Regions from separate parts of the Homo sapiens genome. Here region 1 is linked to region 2. A link is a contact called in ENCODE Hi-C or POLR2A ChIA-PET data. All regions are on one chromosome and are shown on one strand. Each heading gives the region's core, a stretch centred on a gene start or an enhancer-like site at or near the end of the contact. The rest is flanking DNA. Distances are from core to core; before and after follow the strand shown. Region 1 holds the start of MAPK1 (mitogen-activated protein kinase 1). Region 2 overlaps PI4KA (phosphatidylinositol 4-kinase alpha).

What was found. A loop is a pair of places that touch in the nucleus more often than their neighbours do. ChIA-PET counts read pairs that join two places held with the same protein, here RNA polymerase II (POLR2A). Pooled maps may share reads with other maps.
Region 1: a loop to region 2 is called in a map with no recorded cell type, with 7 times the contacts of the local background. The contact joins the promoter of MAPK1 here to the enhancer-like site in region 2. A Hi-C loop is called at or near these places in 1 of 37 single-sample maps with no recorded cell type and 1 of 50 pooled maps. POLR2A ChIA-PET finds 5 or more read pairs at or near these places in 1 of 52 experiments (HEK293).

The regions. Positions count from the first base shown.
Region 1 is chr22:21,866,395-21,869,483 of GRCh38, reverse strand. MAPK1 (mitogen-activated protein kinase 1) reads left to right here and starts at 1,839. Exons shown (of 9, transcript NM_002745.5): 1 at 1,839-2,162. The coding sequence starts at 2,044. RefSeq lists a silencer at 1,669-1,908.
Region 2 is chr22:20,746,784-20,750,169 of GRCh38, reverse strand. It overlaps PI4KA (phosphatidylinositol 4-kinase alpha), which reads left to right. Exons shown (of 55, transcript NM_058004.4): 28 at 176-265; 29 at 2,468-2,587. Among named protein-coding and RNA genes, the nearest start is that of SERPIND1, 26 kb to the left of the region's middle. RefSeq lists enhancers at 937-1,296, 1,367-1,546, 1,557-1,606. Within about 2 kb of position 1,274, at least 8 of the 41 ENCODE cell types and tissues checked have a DNase peak (open chromatin) inside an H3K27ac peak, as active enhancers do.

The sequences.
Region 1 (3,089 bases), core at 590-3,089, 1.1 Mb before region 2:
CTTTAAGTTTTAGGGTACATGTGCACAATGTGCTGGTTAGTTACATATGTATACATGTGCCATGCTGGTGTGCTGCACCCATTAACTCAAGAATTAGGTATTTTCTAAAATTGGGTCCTGCTTCATGGGCTAAATATATTTTGAAGGAGTAAATTTTGGCTGGAGCAGTTTATTCCTTTTCTCATGTGTCACATCCTTTTTCCCCCACAGGATTTTTTGTTTGTTTGTTTCTCTGTTTTAGAGACAGGGTATTGCTGTGTTGCCCAGGCTAGTCTTGAATTCTTGGGCCCAAGTTGGGATTACAGGCGTGAGCCACCACACCAGCTTCCACCAGAGAGTTAAACAAACAAACAAACAAAAAACTTTGTTTATTCTCCTTTGAGATTGACTAATTAATCTTTGTTGATGTCTAGAAGTCAAGAGTTGATGGTTTTAAACTTGGAAGAGTTGAACAAAGAGGATATAGGGTCTGCCGCTCTTCCTTCTCCCTCCAAACATGGCAGGGGAAAAGGTTCAGAAGCAGTGCCTGGGTCATTGTCCGTCTCGTTGTCTTAGCTTTCCTTGGTATCCACCTGCTTCAGGACTCTAATTTTTATTTTTTCAACCTCTGTTGTTTGTGACTGTTTCTTAACCTGGTGTGTCTCTTTTTCTCTAAACCTCGATGTTTTGGTTTTAGTGACTCTATCTTTGCATTTCTATTTCATTACCTGCTCTGTCAGCATTTCTGCCTATCTGTACCAATCTCGGTCTGTCTCTGAACGCAAATGTATCTCTCATGTGTTTCGACCCACCACCCCCTAATCCCTTACTCTCTGCTTTGTCCTCCTGCCTCAGCCTCCCAAGTAGCTGGGATGACAGGCGCCCACCACTGCGCCCGGCTAATTTTTGTATTTTTAGTAGAGACAGGGTTTCGCCATGTTGGCCAGGCTGGTCTTGAACTCCTGACCTCGTGATCCGCCCGCCTCGGCCTCCCAAAGTGCTAGGATTACAGGCGTGAGCCACCTCGCCCGGACTTAATTTTTGTATTTTTAGTAGAGACCTGGTCTCAAACTCCTGACCTCAAGTGATCCGCCCGCCTCGGCCTCCCAAAGTGCTGGGATGATAGGCGTGAGACACCGCGCCCTCCCTTCTGCTTTGTACTTCTTCATCGTACTTATCACAACTTGAGCATTACACGTATTTGTCTGTCTCCTCTCTCTAAAAGGTAACTTCTATAAGGGTGGATCCCCAGGAACATGGAGTGTGCTCAACAAACATCTGAACTAACCTGATTGGCGTATCCTCTCAGTGTCTCCTTTTAGTCTCGACAATTGTGTTTCACACTTTCTCAGTATGCAAATATCTTTCTCGGTCTGGGTCATGCCTTTCGGTTTCTGCCCCAGTGCAGAGGCCTCTAAGTTTATCAGCGTGTGGACCACAGATTCGCAGAGGCCTGAGCTGCGGCGCTGCCGGGATATGGCGCGTCGTCGGGCCTCAAGCACAGCCCGGGGTCCCTCGCTGGCTCTGTTCGGACCCTGCTCGGTCGCTCGCCTGGGCCCCAGCCATCTCTCACTTCAGCCCATGAGTTCTGCCCCACGTCTGTCTCCCTGGGTGTCTTAAGAGACGCGACCCGCACCGACGCCCCCGCGAATGCACCGCGAATGCACGTGACCGCGCCTAGTGGCGCCCCCTCAGTCAACGCCGTCGCAGTGCCCCTCCCGAAGCCCGCCGCTTCCGCCGGCCCGCGCGGCCCCGCCCCCAGCCGCGAGGAACCAATCCGCATGCACACTTCTTGTCCCCGCCCCGGCACCCTCCTCGGCGCGCGCCCCTCCCTCCGCCCGCCCGCCGGCCCGCCCGTCAGTCTGGCAGGCAGGCAGGCAATCGGTCCGAGTGGCTGTCGGCTCTTCAGCTCTCCCGCTCGGCGTCTTCCTTCCTCCTCCCGGTCAGCGTCGGCGGCTGCACCGGCGGCGGCGCAGTCCCTGCGGGAGGGGCGACAAGAGCTGAGCGGCGGCCGCCGAGCGTCGAGCTCAGCGCGGCGGAGGCGGCGGCGGCCCGGCAGCCAACATGGCGGCGGCGGCGGCGGCGGGCGCGGGCCCGGAGATGGTCCGCGGGCAGGTGTTCGACGTGGGGCCGCGCTACACCAACCTCTCGTACATCGGCGAGGGCGCCTACGGCATGGTGTGGTGAGTGTCCGCGACCGGCCACGCCCGGCCCCCCCACCGCCCGGGGCCGCAGCGGACGCAGCCTCGGCCTCGCCCGCGCCTCGGCCTCAGGCGCCGCGGCGACCTCGAACCCGGACTTCACCGCGGTCCGCGCGCCAGGGCTCGGGCGCGGCCCCGGGCCGGTTGAGGTTTAGGTGTTGTTGCTCGCGGTTCCCGGGCCTTCGGTCGCTCGGGAAGGGGCTCAGGGAGTGGCGCGGGGGGCGTAGGCCGGTACTAGTGGACCCTTGGCCCCGGGCGCAGCGCGGCCTTTAAAGTCTGGACCCTCGGGAAGGCAACGGAAGGGTCCCCACCCCTCAATTTGCTAGTATCATGGCCTTCTTTTGGACTTTCGATTGTAAAACTGTGAATTCCATCAGATGCTTGTCGGTGTTGGCGGCGGTGGCTGCTGAGGTCCTGAAAGCGTTTTGCCTCCGCGTGTGTGCAGAACACCGAAATAATCGTTTTTCTCTCTTCGCCTCTGTTTGCAGCCAACGGCTTTCATTAAATATCCTCAGCGGTGCTAATGGTGGTCTCCGCGCAGGCTTTCTAAAATGGATTACTGACGCCAGTGTTGGTGGCATATTTCCGTCTTGAAGTTTTTACTTCTAAGTGGATTTTAATATCGTACTGCTGGCGTTTCAGGAAGGATAAACTAACATTACTCTCTTGATTTGTTAAAGATCCGTTTAGAGTTGGGCCTAATTTGACTTTTTTTTTAGCCCCCAAGTGAGCTCTTTTACCAGCATAAATGCTCCCAGATGTTTTAGCCCAATTGCTATGGACTCCTGTTAATGATTTAGTGGTCATTATGTATGCAGCCTTAATGGAGTTCTTGCAGAATCACACGTAGACTCCCTCATCTTGATTCAGGTCCCTTAGAAAAGTGAAATGATAGTGACGGTTTTTTTT
Region 2 (3,386 bases), core at 25-2,524:
AATTGAATCACCTCTTTAAAGCCCTATCTCCAAATGAGTTCCACTCTGAGGTACTGGTACCAGTTAAGGCGCAGCATAGGGATTTGGGGAGACATAGTTCAGCCCATGACAGTCACTACGGCAGCTCAGATGAACTGACCTCGGGTTGTTGAGAAGCAGCTTCACCCTCTTCCAGAGCATTGTGAAGGACTTCGCTGCACGCTGTGGGATGATCCTCCAGGAGGCCATGAAGTGGGCACCTACCGTCACCAAGTCCCACCTGCAGGTACTTGAAACCATCAAAAGGCAATTGCCATAAGCTCCTTCAAACTCCCAAAAAAGCTTTACAGAGACATGAAGAACTCAAAATCCAAATAGCACTAGTGTGAATGGAGACTGGAAGCATCAGTCTAGGGCCTGAGAATAATAGATGCCTCAGAGGCTGCTCTGTGTGTTAGGAGCGCCTGTGGGGCCAGTGCTGGCCAGGGCACAAGGAGGGCATCTGACGGCTCACACCAGGTGAGGTGCCAGGTCTGTGGCAAGACTTGGGGGCTGCTCACGAGAGGAAGGGCTTGTGTGGTGGATGTGGGAGGCTGCCAGATGGCAGCATCTCTAAGTGCCAAGTGCATTGCTGGCACCTGTGCCCAAAGGCAGGGGCCTGACCAAGGCTGGTGGAGCAGAGGCAGAGTTGGGGACTTGTGTCCCATTAAAGCTCCACATAAGCTGCACATGTAGGTGCATGGGAGTCTTTCAGACAAAAACACTGGTTTGGAAACTCAGATGGCCACGAAGTAAACCATGTAATGCCACAGGGTGTGAGAGGAAAGAATTGCCTTAAAAGGAATCAAAGATGAGAAAAATACCTCTGGAAGGAATCTGTGTTAGCAGAGAGTGGGTGTGCTGAGAGGAACTCTTGTGAGGTTTACCCTGGCAGCACTTTAAAGATGAAACAGGCTCAAAAGTGTTTCTGGTTGTGGAGTCCAGGAAGGATAGAGCAGCCAGCTCCAAGAGCCCTGAGAGCTGTGTGGAAACGCAGTGGCAAGAAACTATTTCCCTTTGTTCATTTACAGCAAAAGGGCCTCAGGTCCCAAGGCTGTCTGTCGTCTGAAGAGGGGAGGCCCCCTCTAATGCCTAGAAAGTTTAAGTGGACAAAAAAAGCAGCTGATAGAGCTTTTTACTTTCTCACGCAGGTCTGGCCTAAGAAGGAAATGGAAAATGAAAAGGCTTGAAGCGGTCTTGATTTTTCCACCAGGTGTCCCCTTGGCGTGCCCCAGGCCTGCCCTTTCACTTCCCCTGCAGTGTGCTTATTCCCCACCCTCCGTGCCCAGCCTCAGCCTTCCCCGAATCTGCCCTCTCCTCCACCCACCAGAGTAGTCTGGTTTTAATAGGGTATCTGGTCAGTGTACTTCCCTTTTAAACTTGATTATTAGTCACTCTTCATCGTCATAGTGTCCAAGGATGGGTTTCTGGAGCTCCAGGAGTCCCCCAAAACCATTGAGACAATTCTGCATGTATATACTCCTGTACATTTCTTCTTAAGGGAATTAGTTGGTTCACGCCTGTAAACAGGGCCTGCATCTGTTCCAGGCTTGCCCCCACCCTCGAGACCCTTGTCCTTGGTACTCCTGCAGGCTGAGCCCCCTGTGGTCCCCAGAGCAGGAGGCCTCCCTCACACCCCTGGGCTCTGCCAGGTATCCCATTGCCCAGCACCCTTCTCCCACTGGGTGGCCAGGTGGACACAGGTGTTGTTCTTCGTTCCTGCTGTCCAGTTCACCCACACCAGGCTGCTGGTATGCTGCAGTAGAGAACCGAGGCTCCACACCACACAGCCTGCCTGTTGACCGCAAGGCCAAGGCTTTGTAGCTTATTTGCCTGGTGGCTACCACAGCAGATGCTCAGCAAGGATGTGCTGAAAGAATAAATGGCCCTCTCCCATTGACGGTGCAACACCGCAGTGACTGCATGACAGCCGCTCGGGGAATTGGCCTTGTCCTCAGTCAAATGAGCAGTAGCTGGTCATAGAGGGGCTTTGACTTACTGACAGTCCCACAGCTAGTTAGGGAGGGGCAGACCCAGGACAGAAACCCAGTGTTTGGTCCATTTGCCCACACCTTAATTTATAAAGTTTTATTTTCCCCTTTAAATGAAATAGCAAGGCCAGGCACAGTGGCTCATGCCTGTAATCCTGACATTTTGGGATGCTGAGGCGGGAGGATCACTTGAGCCCAGGAATTCAAGCCAACCTGAGCAATATAGTGAGACACCATCTCTACAAAAAAAATTGCAAAATTAGCCAGGCATAGTGGCGTGCCCCTATAGTCCCAGCTACTTGGGAAGCTGAGGCGGGAGGATGGCTTGAGTCTAAGAGGTCGAGGCTGCAATGAGCCATGATCGTGCCACCACACTCCAGCCTGGGTGACAGAGCGAGACCCTGCCTCTAAAAAAATCAGATAAATAACTGAAACCCCATGTGTTTTTCCTATTTCAGGAATATCTGAACAAACATCAGAACTGGGTATCGGGACTGTCCCAGCACACGGGGCTGGCCATGGCCACTGAGAGCATCCTTCACTTTGCTGGCTACAACAAGCAGAACACAACTCTTGGGGTATGTGCGAGCCTTCTGAAGAGCAGTGACCCCTTAGACCATAGGAGCCACAGTGCAGGGGAAGGCTTAGAGCTCGGCTGTCGCTTTTCATGACGCACATGAGTACATGCAGGGTGCTGTGGATGTCTGTTGACAATGGTAGTGGTGCAAGCCGCACCTTGGCCCAAAGAAGAGGTGGCCATTGAAATGAGTGTTTCCTTATTGTGCTTTTTTTTTTTTAAATTTATGGATTTATGGGGATCAGTGCTTGATATGTCAGTGATCAGATTTTGATTTGAATGTCCCCATCTGAGAGGATGGAAACAGAGCTCCGCCTGACACGGGCAGCGCGATGCCACAGTTGCACTTATCTGGAGCGTATACTGGACTCCTGAACAGTTCTGTTTTCTGCAGGTGCTGAACCGCACATGAATGCCTTCAGCTTCTTGTTCTGCTAGAGATTAATCTAGAGGACAGAGGGTTCACACAGCAATACTTTCTGAGTTAAATTAGAGCTAAGAGTTAAAAAGGATTAAAGCAGGCAGTTCCACCTGGCCATGTGACTGGGGCTGGTCAGAGATTTTGTTGGTTAATGTGAATCTAGAGCCTGGCCATGTGTGCTTCCCAACTCTCTCCAAATGGAGCATGGGATGGGATATGTGGAGGTGCAGAGGCTGTGTACCCAGGAGGAAGGGTGACAGGCCTCCCTTGGGATACCGGCGGGAGAGAGGGGCCTGAGTGCCCTCTGGCTTTTGTGGGGCCTGAGGATGTGCCAGAGAATGCTGGTGTCTTCTCGCCTCATTTTGCTATCAGGGCACTC